Regions from separate parts of the Homo sapiens genome. Here region 1 is linked to region 2. The links are chromatin loops, found by intact Hi-C in ENCODE. Cell type or tissue: PC-3. All regions are shown on one strand.

Region 1 (8,000 bases), 140 kb after region 2:
AGCCCGTGAAAGGTAATTGTACTGGGTAAGAGCTACCTTTATATATTGTACCACTTAATCGCTTCCCAGCTCCAAATCCACCCGTCATTGTCTGCTGGACCCTGTAAACATCTCCCTTGCTTAAGACATCTTTTAAGCTTCATCACTGGAGGGTGCCAAAGGGATGCTGTGGGAGGAGGGGGCTTCTGTTCCTGATTCTGGCATGTTTCCATCCCTGCTGGCTCCACAGCTGCCATGGCCATGTGTGTGGCACTCGGTGGTGTTTACTCTCTAGCAGGTTTTCTCTGCCAGTCTGGCCTGCTGTTCTCTGCCTGCCAGCTTCTGCCTGTGTAAACCCTCATGGAGATTTTCCTGCATGCCAGTCCTGGCCTATGGCTCTGTGCCTGCCAGCCTCATTTTGCTGGTACCCCAGCAGTATACTTCCAGCTTGTCAGGCCAGTCTGTCATTCTGTGTTCAGCCTCAGGCTCCTTGGCCATCCATTCGGGGACTCCCAGGTTGCCAGGCATTTGCGGTTTCTGACACAGCCTTGGCCTGCTGACCACGCACCAACTCTGGCCCACCTCAAGCCATGAAACTTCCCTGCCATCCGGTGGGCTGCAGCTCAGATATGGAGAGGGTATGTTCCTTCATTGGGTACTCCCCCTCAGACTTCGGGTATCTCTGAGTTCTGTCTTATTCCTTCTTAGTAATAAAACTACCATAGTTAACACCTTATATGAAATCTTTCCTGTTGAGATTATTGTGGCGTTTATGACTCTTGACTGAATGCTGAATGATAGCTTTTCTCCTGAGGTCATTTCCCAGTTCCTGTAGTGACAAGGCAGACAGCTACTATCTTTTTGTCCTGTGAAGTAGGAGCTTGCAGCTGCCAAGGTAGCGGGGAATTGAGGGGGATATCCTAGAATAGTGGAGCCACAGAGGAGGGCGGCTGCACACATCTATAAAATCACCTAAAGCTGACCAGGGATGGTGGCTCATGCCTGTAATACCAGCACTTTGGGAGGCCAAGAAGGGCAGATCACTTGAGGGTCAGGAGTTTGAGACCAGATTGGCCAACATGGTAAAATCCTGTATCCACTAAAACTACAAAAATTAGCCAGGCATGGTGGTATGCACCTGTAATTCCAGCTACTTGGGAGGCTGAGGCATGAGAATCTCCTAAACCCGAGAGTTGGCGGTTGCAGTGAGCAGAGATTGTGCCTCTGCACTCTAGCCTGGGTGGTAGAGCGAGACTCTGTCTCAAAAATAAATAAATAAATAAATAAATAAATAAATATCCCCTAAAGGCTTTGCTGACTCCTGAACTGTGTACACAGGGGGCGATATCCTGAGGGACCCATGGGAAAGCATCCAGCTCCCATAGGAAGATGGAAAGAGAAAAACAGATACTTCAGCAGTTGCTGAGGTGGAGGAGAAACAGTTTGGAGTTCAAATCCTGCTATATTAATAGGAGTTTGATAAACATCTTTGGCTTTTCATTGATATCCCAGAGAACCACATTTTAGGAGTGAAGACCACTTCTCAGGACACACTCAACATCCTTCAGAGAAAGTTAACAGAATCTCTAAATGTAAAACATCATTTACAGTGCTCAGTATGTAGTTAAAACTTACTAAATATTGTGACTCATGTTAAGAAAATAGGTCAATAGAAAAGGACCCAGATGTTGGAAATGGCAGAGTAGTTTAAAATAACTATGATGAATCTACAGGAAAAGGTTGAGATAATGTATGAGGAAATTTAAGACAGATGTGGAAAGGGTAAAAAATGGCAATCCCAGAACTGAAAAATATCCTGAATATGAAATGTAGTCTCTATTGGCTGTGATTAACAGCAGGTTGAAAAATGAATTGGGGAACTTTATGCAGCGTTCAAAGAGAACAAAGTAGAAGCTGCCTGTCTCCTTATAGCCTGAGCCGGACCTCAGACAGACATCATCACTGCTTTTGTACCACATAAAGCAGAGCAGTCAGAGGCCAGCCTGTGTTTAAAAAGAGGAAAACCAGATACTCCCCCACCTCCAAGAGCATTTGTGGCTATCTTTAATACACCACAGTCATTATAAGAGCAGGAAATGTGGAATCAGACAGCTTTGAGTTTATTTATTGTTGTTGATGTGCTATATTTCTGAGTTGTGGTATTTTACCCAAGAAAGAAGGTAGTACCTTCCTTGCTGGGTTGTTGAGAAGGAAGTATGTAGAGATAGAAAAATTAACACAACTTACATGTTAATAATTTTATTGTTTGGCTTAACTTGTTCAGTGCCTAGTAAAGTATTTCTATGTAGATACTTTTAGATAAGTTTATAAACATACATTTTTTTTTCATGATTTTGGGATAAATTTGAAAGCATTCTAGAATTTTTCTCTGTAATTTTTTTTTTTCCAGTTCCACTTATGCTTCGTTACTTAGCTTAGCTAGGGCATGTAAGTTGTCAAACTAGTAAAAAGGTATTGTCACTACTATCACCGATCAAATCATCTGATCTTTTACAATTACTTACAGTAGTGAAGAGCTTGCAGTGATATGGGGTAATCAGTGAACACAGATCTTTATACTGTAATAATGAATGAGAACCATCAGCAGATGCCTACTCAAGTCACTGTGCTGGTGGGCGGCCCCTTTGCTAGGATAACCTGCCTTGCCACCCTGCTATCTCAACACCCAAACCACTCTAGTTCAAGCCTGTTCTATCAGTCAGTGTTGGTAGATGCCAGAACAAATGAGGATGTTGGGAGTCCAACATGGCTACCTTTTGTTTCTAGCTAAGTGGTCTTAAGCAGTAATGGTCACAGACTTTAATTTCTTTGGGACTACTTCCATACCTGTAACTGAGGAGTTTGGACTAAAACACTTTCTAACTCTGACTTTGAGAAACAAGTAAAGGGCTGGGTAAAGTAATGATTATCCAGAAAGCATCGAGTAGAGACTGAAAAGACATCCAATGGTCATTTGGTTACATGAGCGCAATAGGCATGAGATATGAACAACCAGAACAGACTGTACTGATGGAATGATGCAGTTAAAGTACATGATGAGTTGTAGCGGTGAAGACATTTGCCGGGTCAATCACTGTAATGATGTCTTAAATTATGATGGAGAAGAAACAGTTGCTTTTAAAGAGATATTCTTGATTTATGCCAAGGGAAAGGGAAACTAGTTCATTGAGTATCCACTCAGTAGAAGCAATAGTGATTGGTAAGTGATATTCCCATTTTTAGTTAAGAAGGTAGTTACATGAGGTTAATATATATTAAATGGCAAAAACAAGATAAGTTAGTCGGATTACAATACCTGTTAGGTTTCTTGAAGTTGATTCTTACGACATGGACATGCTTTATTTTGATACATTTTGATACTTGCTTATAAAAGATACAGTTACTCATGTAAATATCTTTTTGATTAGGTTTGGTTACTTAATATGAAAAGGTTAAAGAATATTTTCTTGCTGATTAGTTGGGAGTATATTTGGCTGTACATTTTTATAGCATATTGTCTACCTTTATTTGTGTGGTTTTCATCTTTCTGGTTTAACTTTGCTGTTTAGTTTTAACGTTTAATATGTTTTTTACATACATGCCTTAGGGGAATAAATGTATTTGAAATATATATTAAAAAAGATGACTAACTCTATTATTTTCTGATGGCTGCATTTCAGTGAGGAGGTTCAGGAAACCTCCCATTAAGTATATGTGTTTAATGACACTAAATTCCTTTCTTGGAAACACACCCTTTTCTTAGCCACAGTTGTCTTTGGGGTAATAATAATAATAATAAAAACTGCAAGGAAAAATTTTATGTCCATCATTGCTCAGAAGAGCTAAAATGAACTCCTATTTTTCTCTTCTAAAGTAATCTCAAGTTTCTTTGTAAGTTAAAATTTTTTTAGTGTCCAAAGCCTCATTAGGCTGATTAGTTTACATCATTTTGTGCAGTCTGTGTGTTCCCTACCACAAAATATTAAATGGAATTAAGAGTTTTAGAAAGTCAGACTTTTCTTTTATTAGAAGTAGGCTAGTCTACTTACTGCATACCTGATTCTGATTGTGGAGTGCATAAATGCCCTTTGTTTTCAACCGTATTACAAATCATGTTGTATCATGTTCTGGTGCTAATACAAAGCAGAATAACGTGATAAAAGTGAGCTACATATTGAATGTTGCATTTTCAATAAACCAGTTTTTATTATGGCTTTATTAATACAGATAAAATAATTAAATTATTTTTGATAAAAGGAACATTCTTGCCATCATTTGTTTCCAAGAGAATATTGTCACAATCAAATTGTGTCCTTACAATGTGACCTGACAGTGTTATTTTCAGTAGGACATTTTAAAAACTGAACTCAATTTTTTTTTCTATCAGGTTTAAATGATAAATAGTAAAACAATTTTTTATGGTATAGCTGCTTGATTCCTTTTATAAGTTTGGTTATTTTTTTGATAATTGTATATATATATGTGGTACAATGTGATGTTTTGATGTGTGTATTCATTGTGGAATGATGAAATCAGGCTAATTACTATACCCATCACCTGAATTATTGGTAGTGAGGACAAATTAAATTCTTTTTTATTTTTTTTTTTGTGAGATGGAGTCTCACTTTGTCATCCAGGCTGGAGTGCAGTGGTGTGATCTCAGCTCACTGCAACCTGTGCCTCCCGGGTTCAAGTGATTCTCCTGCCTCAGCCTCCTGAGTAGCTGGGATTACAGGCACGTGTCACCACGCCTGGTTAAATTTTGTATTTTTAGTAGAGACAGGGTTTCACCATGTTGGTCAGGCTGGTCTCAAACTCCTGACCTCAGGTGATCCACCCGCCTTGGCCTCCCAAATTGCTAGGATTACAGGCGTGAGCCACCACACCCTGCCAACAAATTAAATTAAAATTTAAACTGTTTGTTAATATTCAATGTATTATTAACCATCGTCATCATGCTATGCAATAGATCACCAGAAGTTCTTCCTCTTGTCTAGCAAACTTTATACCCTTTGACCAACATCTCACCCTTCCAGCCTCTGGTAACCACCATTCTTTTCTCTGCTTCCATGAATTTGACTTTTGTTTTTATTTTTACTTAATGTTTAGAGACAGGGCTTTGCTCTGCCACCCAGGCTGGAGTACAGTGGCTCAGTCATAGCTCACTGCACCCTCTACTCCTGGGCTCAAGCAATTTTCTCACCTCAGCCTCCTGAGTAACTCGGACCACAGGCAGTGCCACCATGCCTGGCTAATTGTATTTTTTAGTTTAAACAGGGTCTCCCTATATTGTCCAGACTGGTCTCGAACTCCTGGGCTCAAGCAATTCTCTCTGCTTGGCCTTCCAAAGTGCTGGGATTACAGGTGTGAGCCACCACGCCTGGCCAACTGTTTAAGATTACAAATATAAGTGAGATCATACAGCATTTGTCTCTGTCCCTGTCTTATTTTACTTAGCAAAATGTCTTCTAGGTTCATCCGTATTCTTGCTAATGACAATTTCCTGTCTTTTGCAGGCTGAAATAGTACTCCAATGTGTGTGTGTGTGTGTGTGTGTGTGTGTGTGTGTGTGTGTGTGTGCCATGTTACTTAAATCCTTGTGACCTTTGGTCGCTTAAGTTGTTTCCATATCTTGGCTAATGTGACGTCCTGCAGTGAATTTGGGAGTACAGACATCTCTGACATATTAATCGATTTCAATTTCTTTGGATATATACCCAGAAGTGGGATTGCTGGATCATATAATAATTCTATTTTTTGAGGAAACTTCATACTGTTTTCCAAAGTGGCTGTACTAACTTACAATATTACCAACAAAGTACAAGGGTTCCCTTTTTGCCACATCCTCACCAATACTTCTTAGATTGGCTGTTATCAAATGAAATGTAACAGTTGTGAGATGATATCTCATTATGGTTTGAATTTGCATTTCTCTATTTAAAGATGTTGAGCATTTTTCTTTTCAAATATATCTGGACCTTTGTATGTCTTTTGAAAAATGTCTATTCAGGTCCTTTGCACATTTATTTTTTTTTTAAATTTTTTGTTGTATTTATTTTTAAGTTCTGGGATCATATGCAGAATGTGCAGGTTTGTTACATAGGTATACATATGCCATGGTGGTTTGCTGCACCTATCAACCCGCCATCTAAGTTTTTTGTCCTAATGTTCTCCCTCCCCTTGCTCCCCACCCCTCCAACAGGCCATGGTGTGTCATGTTCCCCTCCCCTGTGTCCATGTGTTCTCATTGTTCAACTCCCACTTATGATTGAGAACATGTGGTGTTTGGTTTTCTATTCCTGTGTCAGTTTGCTGAGAATGATGGTTTCCAGTTTCATTCATGTCCCTGCAAAGGACATGAACTCATCCTTTTTTATGGCTTCATAGTATTCCATGGTGTATATGTGCCACATTTTCTTTATCCAGTCTATCATTGATGGGCATTTGGGTTGGTTCCAAGTCTCTGCTATTGTAAATAGTGCTGCAATAAACATACGTATGCATGTGTCTTTATTGTAGAATGATTTGTAATCCTTTGAGTGTATATCCAGTAATGGGATTGTTGGGTCAAATGGTATTTCTGGTTCTAGATTCTTGAGGAGTTGCCACACTGTCTTCCACAATGGTTGAACTAATTTACACACCCTCCAACAATGTAAAAGCTTTCTTCTTTCTCCACATCCTCTCCAGCATCTGTTGTTTCCTGACTTTTTAATGATCGCCATTCTAACTGGCATGAGATGGTATCTCATTGTGGTTTTGATTTGTATTTCTCTAATGACCAGTGATGATGAGCTTTTTTTCATATGTTTGGCCGCATAAATGTCGTCTTTTGAGAAGTGTCTGTTCATATCCTTACCCACTGTTTGATGGGGTTGTTTGTTTGTTTTTTTTTCATGTAAATTTGCTTAAGTTCCTTGTATATTCTGGATATTTGACCTTTGTCAGATGGATAGATTGTAAATATGTTCTCCCATTCTGTAGGTTGCCTGTTCACTCTGATGATAATTTCTTTTGCTGTGCAGAAGCTCTTTAGTTTAATTAGATCCCATTTGTGAAGTCTGGCTTTTGTTGCCATTGCTTTTGGTGTTTTAGTCATGAAGTCTTTGCCCATGCGTATGTCCTGAATGGTATTACCTAGGTTTTCCTCTAGGGTTTTTATGGTTTGAGGACCTAGGTTTAAATCTTTAATCCATCTTGAGTTAATTTTTGTGTAAGGTTTAAAGAAGGGCTTAAGTTTCAGTTTTTCAGCATATGGGTAGCCGGTTTTCCCAGTACCATTTATTAAATACCAGATTTCTGGTATTGAAATCTGTTACTGTGTTACAATTCATTTCCTTTCATATCTCTTAGTGTTTGCTTTATATATTTAGATGCTCTGATATTGGGTGCCTATATATTTAAAATTGTTATATCCTTTTTGATGAATTGTCCCCTTTATCACTATGTAATTGTCGTCTTTGTCTGTTTTTACAGTTTTTGGCCTAATGTCTGTTTTCTGAAAATAGTACAGCTATTCTTGTTCTCTTTTGGTTTCCATTTGCATGGAATGTATTTTTTCATCCCTTCACTTTCAGTCTGAGTGTTCTTTAAGATGAAATGAGTCTCTCATAGCATATAGTTGGATCTTTTATCCATTAAGCCACACTCTACGCCTTGTGATTAGATCATTCAGTGCATTTAGCTTCAAAGTAATTATTGATAGGTAAGGACTTACTAGTGCCATTCTGTCAATTGGTTTTTGGTTGTTTTACAGGTCCTTGGTTCCTTTCTCTCTTGCTTGCTTCATTTGTGGTTTGATGGTTTTCTGTAGTAGTATGCTTTGGATCACTTTTTAAAAAATCATTTGTATATCTATGATAGGCTTTTGTTGTTACCTTGAGGCTTACATAAAGCATCTTATAACAGGCTATTTTAAGTTGATAATTTTGATTGCATACCCAAACTACACTTTTAGTTCCCTTTTATGTTTTATGTTTTTGATGTCAAAATTTATATTTTTTAATATTTGTAGTCCTTAA
Region 2 (8,000 bases):
GGGTGGTGGCAAAGTAAAGAACCCAATACTATTCTAAAGGCATTTGATTACATATTCATTACTCATTAAATGCACTGATTAGGCCAAGTTGAATCTGACTTTAGGCTGAATTCTGCTTGAAAGCTGCCTATTTCTAGCCTTTGCTTTATACCTTTCCTAAAAGAGTAAGGCAGATCACAAGGTGGCAGTTGCCTGTGTATACAAGTGAAAAACTAAGGCTTAGTTGAGCTCTGTTGAAAGATGGTTCTTGTCTGTATTCTCCAGTGCAATCAGCACTCTTATAATCACAACATAGTTTCTTCTGGATACTATATGTATCTATATTCTGTAGAATATATTAATATATACATTAAATGCAAGATGGCCCCAATGATCTTTGCCTCCCAGTATTCATAGCCTTGTGTGCTAACTCTGTGTGACTAGCAGAATACAATGGAAGTGATGGTGTGTTTCTTCTGACATTAGGTCATATAAGTCATTGCAACTTTCACCTTTGTTTCTTAAATCACTTGCTCTGGAGAAAGCTGGCAATCATGCTGAAAAGACACTCAAACAGCTCTGTGCAGAGCATCTGAGGCCTCCAATAAACTTGCCAGCCTAATGAGTGAGCCACCCTTGAAATGGAGCTTCTTGAACCAATCAAGCCTTCAGATGACTGCAAGACCAGTTAACGTCTGACTGCACCTACATGAGCGACTCCAAGTGAGAACTTGACACAAGAGCCCTTTCAGAGTTCTTGACCAGCAGAAACTTGAGACATAATGAGTGCTTGTTGTTTTAAGCCACTAAGTTTTAGGGGTGAATTATTTGGCAGCAGCAGATGACAAAACAGAATTGATAGATTGAGAGTTGCACATTCATGACTGCAGAGATCTGTCATTTTAACTAAAAAGATCAAACTTGGTGACCTGTTCCTTTCAGTATTTTTTTTTTTTTTTTTTTTAGCAATGGGAAAGGAGATGTGTGTTTCCTCAGGAATGCAGAGCCAGGATTCATACAGAAAATAGGTGATTTTTATATGGATACATGTAACATTAGTTTTTAATGGTAGTTCAACAGTAGCTAATATTGATTAAACTTAATGGTAGTTCAACAATAGCTTAATATTAATATTAGTTTTTAATGGTAGTTCAATAATAGGTATTATTAATTGAACTTTTACTATTTGGCAGCATTATGCTAAGAGCTTTACCTGCATTATCTTCATATGATTCTTATAGTGGCCCTACGAAGTAGCTGTTACTATATCTCATCAGTTCACTGCAAGAAAACTAAGGAGCTGTTGAAATAAGCTGATGTCTAAGCAGCTGTGATTTGAAAAAATGTTATAAAATTTCCCTGCTCCAAAATATCTTTACAAATCAGATATCATAGTTGCTTAAATTTCATGAATATGTGCCTTAAGCATTTTCAAAATTATCTCTAAACAGGGTACTCGGTCCATTAATGAGTGTATGTTTAGCAGGCGTGTTTTTCTGTCTCTCCTGGTGAAAGTTCTTGTCTAGTGGCCAGCCATGAAAGTGAGCCTCACAGATCTGGGACTGCGAGGAGCCCAGCTGTGGTACTACGAACTCCATACCTGTCTGCATGGAGGCCATGCTTCCCATAAGTGGTTCCTAGCCAGTGATGGAGTGGTAGGGTCACTTACCCAGCACAGTTCCTGCAGGCTGCTGGACTCCTGCGAAGGTGGATTCCCCCATGGCTCTGCTCATCTCTCAGATGAACAAGTTCTGGAGATCTAGCGTACAGCACAGTGACTATATCTAATAATACTGTATTGTGTACTTGAAATGTGATAAGAGTAGATTTTAAGTGTTCTCTACACACACACACACACACACAAATGGTAACTATAGGTGGTAACAGAAATGTTAATTAATTTGACTGTAGCAATCATTATATAATGTGTATACATATCAAATCATCATGTTGCACACCTTGAATATATATAATTTTTATTTGTCAATTAAATATTTTAAACTAAAACAACAATAAAAATGACACTTCTACCCTCCCTTTTCCTTTCCTCTCTCATTTACCTGTGATCAGGCTGCATCCTGGTTTGACCAGTCCCCACTCCCCTGCCCCTTCCCATCCCCTCCACAAAGGAGGAGATGTTGTCTGATATAGTTTGGCTGTGTCTCCATCCAAAGCTCATCTTGAATTGTAGTTCCATGAGCCCCACAGGTCATGGGAAGGACCCAGTGGAAGGCAACTGAATCATGGGGGTGGGTTTTTCCCATGGTGTTCTTGTGCTAGTGAGTAAGTCTCATGAGATCTGATGGTTTTATAAAGGGCAGTTCCCCTGCACATGGTTTCTTGCCTGCCACCCTGTAAAATGTGCCTTTGCTCCTACTTCACCTTCTGCCATGATTGTGAGGCTTCCCCAGCCATGTGGAACTGTGAGTGCATTAAACTTCTTTTTCCTTATAAATTACCCAGTCTTGGGTATTTCTTCATAGCAGTATGAAAATGGACTAATACATTGCCTTAATAAATCTCTTGCACAGCTAGTCCTGTCTTGGAACCTGCTTCTTAGAGGGCCTGGACTAACATACTCTGGTAGTGCATGAAGCATCTGTGATCACAGCGTGACAAGAAAATAGCACAAACAAACCTATGAGGACTTGAGAGAATTCAAAAGGTAAGTAACCTGTGATATAATTTGCTTAAGCAAAGCTGGCACTATACAGAATCAAATGAAAAGATTATTATGAGGAGATTGTGTGGAGAACTATTACTAACAATAGAAGTGCTGACTAGAAAAATGAAGATGCATAAGGATGAATATGTGTGGTGTTCTGACTGGTGTAGGTGGTAGATTTATTCTTTATTTAAAATAAAGAATACCCATGGGCAGCAGATGCTTTTGGTTCCCTGCTTCACCTCCCTTCAGGCCACCTCTGATTTTAGCTACAACAGGGGCAGCAAGGTCTGGGCAAGCTCGAACTCATGCTGACAGCACCCCGCCTCAAGCACGTGCCAGGAGTGCTATCTAAAATCCTAATTCAGGCCAGGCATGGTGGCTCATGCCGGTAATCCCAGCACTTTGGGAGGCCGAGGCGGGAGTTCTAGACCAGCCTGGCCAACATGGCAAAACCCCATCTCTATTAAAAATTCAAAAATTAGCCAGGTGGTGGTGCACGCCTGTAGTCCCAGCTACTTGGGAGGCTGAGGCAGGAGAATTGCTTGAACCCGGGAGACAGAGGTTGCGGTGAGCTGAGATCGCACCACTGCACTCCAGCCTGGGTGACAGAGTGAGACTCCGTCTCCAAAAAAATAAAATAAACATAAAATCCGAATTGAATCTGGTTTTGTATTTTACTGGCACTACTAGCCAGAGCTTTTTCTGAAGGCATAGGGGCCTCATCAGCCCTGCAGTGTGAGGGAGTAATTGTGCCCAGGGAACCCTGCATGCACTGAGGGAGGACAGTAGCTGTTCCTCAAGTAGAGAGTGTGGGCATGCTGTTTCTCAGAGGTTCTAGCAGCCTCACCCCTGCTGCCTACAGCAGCCACTGCCATAGTGCATGCCTGTGCTGGCCTGTTGCCTTCTTAACCTCCCCGGTCCTCCACTCCTGCTTCCTGTGAATGCCCTTTAAATAAATCTCATTTCGTATCATGAGATCTATGTTTAGGGGCCAAAATAAGACAATATATTTGTGGATAGAGGCAAGTGTCAGCAATCTCATTCCCCTAAAATAATTTTAAGTAGCCAGAAATTTGAAAAATGAGTTTAGTAATAAATGGTTACCTAATTACACAAAGATATGATTTCAGATTCTAAGTAAATAAAAACGTTAAGTCAATTTACTTTTTGGGAAGGGCCATTTTCCATATTTGACTGTAAACAAAATAAGCTGTTTGCTCATATTAGCTTATGGTAAAAACATTTTCTCATGAAAACAGTAAACCACTAGCGTGTATGAAGTGAGCAACTGAAGCTAATCAAATCTATTTTCTAGTGTGTATATACTTTAAAGGCAATAATAGTTTTGTTTAAGGAAGTAATGAAAACATAGTTTTTATATGGATATCTGTAGTAGATTTGGGGAGTTTGTGATTATTAATTCTCAAGTACTTCTGGTCATCAATATAAATATTGTGATAATATTCAAGAGTTACATTCATTTTTTGGCAGTATTTTGCATTTCGTCTACCACAGATTTCAAGTACCTTTAGACCCTGTGAGGTTCTGCATAAAATAATCAATCATTCCCTCTTGGCTGTTTGGCAGAGGCAGCCAATGACTTGTTCTGTCATGAACTGAATTAATATATATTCATGAAGCGTAGAGAAACACTTCATTGTTTCAGACTGTTTTGTTATTTTAGAATAAATCACAAAGGCAGCATCCCACTCATAGCTGGTAGAGAAATATTTGTCCTGTGATCCTCACCTTTATGGTTGTAATGTTTTAACTTGCACACAGTTTAGCCTACATAACTTTTTTTTTAAAAAAATAGTAAATTGCATGCTTTTAAAAAAGTACCGTGTCTCTGTTACCTTTTATCAGCAAAATTTGAAAACATTAAAAACTAAAATGACATGCGTCCCTAAGTCAGAATGATTTAATTTTCACAGACTGAGGGACTCATGGCAAAATGATGTACAGGTAAGTATTGTTCAAGCTCCCACATTCCATCAATCTCAACCTTTATGGTCCCTCATTTATTTGGGAAGAACTCTCAAGAATCAGTTGTAATTGCAAAATTTTTATCCTGCCAGGATATCTATGTGAACTTCCATAGGGCAACCATAGCATAAGCAGCATGAAAAAGACTTGTTGGGAAAGCTATTTTAGCACCTCTGATAAACAGAAAAAAAAAAGGTGATTATTCCTGTTTCAAGCTATCTAACTTTCTCACTTTGTCTGCCTTTTCTAATCAATGTTATCATGTGCTGGCAAAATCTTGTAAAATTCAGAAAGGTAAAATCCAGGGAAATGAAACCCAGGGACAGCAACTCCCCGAAATGTAAAAGCCATTGAACATTCTCTATCACCACCAAAGTGGTTCTCAGAAAAGGCAGTTTATTGGATCTTCCCTAAGAATTATGTTTTCAGCAACAATACTTAAACATTTACTGTCTCGGATTGTAACAATGGCTATTTGTTTAGGTGGCACTGTGCCTATTTAGAACTTAGTAAAATTCTTGCCATAGGGATCAACAATGTTTAGGAGGACAAACATTAACATAAACACGGCTCCACACGGAGTTGGAGTTAGATTTCTTGGGTTTGAATCCTGGCCCTGAATGCATTAGCTATTCAACTCAGACAATTTATTTGATTTTAACCCTAGGTTTTCTTGTCTGTAAATTATAGATAATAGTGTATACTTCACCATTATGGGAATATGTACTATCATACAGTAATAATCTATAAATTTTAGTTATTTTTATTATCAATCGGTGTGCTTAACTGCAAAAAATAGAACCCACCCCAGCTAGATTAAGCAGAAAAAGAATTTGTCAAAGGAACCAGGTGACTTATAAATCCTAGGGGTAGGAGGGACAGAGAGTCAGACTTAGCAATGACATAAAAAGGACAATGCCTAAGTCATATTGTAGAGGCTGCAGTGACAGAGACAGTGGAGCCCACACAAGAACTACATACACTGTGGGGCCCAGTGCAAAATGAAAATATGAGTCCACTTGTTCAAGTAGAATACTTCCATTGAAGGTACTAAAATATAAAGCTCTTTCCTTTCTTCTGCAGCCTTTCTCAACTTTTCACGAGTGTTTTTTCTTGCCATTTCATGTTGTTCTAAGTAAAGAAAAATTTTAAATTTATGAATTTTTAAATTAAAAAATTCGAGTATGAATTTTATCATTTTTCTTTATATCAGTTTTAAAGATGATATGTCAGTTTTAAATGGAAATATAAAAACATTTAATTACATACAGAATTACAGAAATTACCACAATTCATAGATTATAGCTTGTATGTGCGTATGCATTTTGTTCTTACAAGGAGAGTGTAAACACTGTACAAAACTAACCTAACTGCTTTCATTTCACTTCTTGATATATATGCTCATTCTGCCAACACTCTCTGCCTTTGGCATACTGGTGAGAAAGGAAGAACTACAAAGAAAAGTAGCTAGACTTGCCCAGTCTTTCCATTTCCTTCTGTGTCATCATTTTCAGTGTAAGTGGTTGGTAACACAGGAAGAAAAGATATGATATGATTGTTAGTGTTTCTTAGAAAGACATGGTATTGTTTTCTCTGTTGGAAGTAACTTCGGGTTTAAAAAGCAAAGTGTCAGCTTCCCCCCACTGCCATCCTACTTACTGAGTAACAGACATTACACGTTTACTTTGTACTTTGAGCCTCACTGAACTCCCATACATTGTGGGTTTACTGGAATGCTGTGCTCATGGGTCAGTAAATGTTATATGCAAATGGGCAGTAAGGAATGGGGGCGGATACACTCAGTGTGCAAATTATCACATTCAGCACAATCTGGTTGGGGTATGCCTTGGAAGATTTCATTTTTAACCAAGAAAGGCATATATTTACTGTCTGAATATGTCTTGCCCAAAAAGTAAATGCTAGTGTCCGAAAATGCACATATTTATTCTGCTTAAAGAAATATGTACAGGCTTCGTGAGACTACGTGGAAGAAATATATACTGTATATTAATTTGTCGTTGTCCTGTTAGGCATAAAGAGCCTCAGGATGAAAGTCATCTGATACAGCGTGTTGTATTATCATGATCCAGAATTTTAAAATGCCTATCGGCAAAATTCACAAAAGCTTAAGCCGTCTACGTTATCCCATAAAGTGAATTTGGTAGAGAGCTATACTTTGTCACTCAGTTCCTGAGAACCTTTTCTTGTGACCTATCATCAATATTCACCTTCAACGCACACTGATGGATCCAACAATATCAAGAAAGGCCTTTCCTCAAATAACTGGGGGCGAATGTATAAATTCCCTATGATAGACAGTGTGTTATGAATTTCTGAAGTTCATTTCAAACTCTTTTTTTATTCTATTTTAACTTTGTATTATTCTTATTGTTCTCTATCTTTAAAGACAGGTTTATTCTCACGAAAAACATGTTTCACTTTATCAGACGTTATCCAAATGACTTACGTGAAAAATTTCCTGGCTATAAGATTGTTCGTATATTCATCTATCTTTTTTGTTTTATTTTTGTTTGTAAAAGTAAAGGCCTTACATTCTGAATCTTATAAGAAAATTTAAATTACACAAGTCAGAAATACATAATTATTTTCATGATAGAAATAACATTGGTAAATTGGCTTCTATTTCTTCCTTAATATTTATTGATTCAGATGATTTGGATGAAATTATATGTATAGATAAATGAATATTGAGAGTCTTGTTACTTTTTTTGGATATGTTTTTCAGAATTCATGTAAGCAACTTATTGCTCAATAAATATTTATTTGAATGATGACTTTTGGACCATTCTAATGAATATGTTGGACCAAGTCATGATAGCTAATAGATTCAAGTAAAGAAACTTCACAAAACTTGATTTCCCATTTTGAGTTACTTGCGTTTTCAATTCAATTTTGAGAAGCATTATAAAAGGATTAGATCAACTATTTTAAGGAAAAAAGCAAGAAGCTTCCACTAGAGAAGTGGTTGTTAGGATTCTTTTCTGGACTGAATCATGAGGTTATTGAGCACAGCCTGGGGCAGAGTTCACTCATTCTTCCCTTTGTCCTTAGCAGTAAAATATTCAGCTGGGTTCATGGTGGCCCAGAACAAAGACTACATTTTCCAGACATTCTTACAGCTAGCTGTGGCTGTGGGGCTAGATTATTTTTTTTTAATGTGACTAAATTTTAAGTCCAACGATATGTTAGCACAAGTGATGTCTGCAATTCAGATTGTGTTACTCAAGTCAAGAGAATAAAAATTAACCTTAAACAAGTCACTGTGATTCTGGTTTTGCGTTGCATACAGCTAAACCTTCATTCTAAACCATTAAATTCCCACGATAGAATGTCTTTAGGGACAAAA

What was found. Peaks named below come from ENCODE experiments on the same cell type or tissue, not always from the same donor. Only the 100,000 strongest peaks of a DNase experiment are listed, where the experiment ranks them.
Region 1: it touches region 2 in a loop (2.1-fold over the local background); 1 of 110 quality-filtered maps calls a loop at or near these places.

The regions. Positions count from the first base shown.
Region 1 is chr7:16,350,439-16,358,438 of GRCh38, reverse strand. The region is part of intron 3 of CRPPA (CDP-L-ribitol pyrophosphorylase A); the gene reads left to right. Among named protein-coding and RNA genes, the nearest start is that of CRPPA, 67 kb to the left of the region's middle. In PC-3, no CTCF peak of the experiment used is centred here; no DNase peak of the experiment used is centred here; H3K27ac peaks cover 405 bases.
Region 2 is chr7:16,491,024-16,499,023 of GRCh38, reverse strand. No RefSeq gene overlaps it. Among named protein-coding and RNA genes, the nearest start is that of SOSTDC1, 29 kb to the right of the region's middle. In PC-3, no CTCF peak of the experiment used is centred here; no DNase peak of the experiment used is centred here; H3K27ac peaks cover 1,566 bases.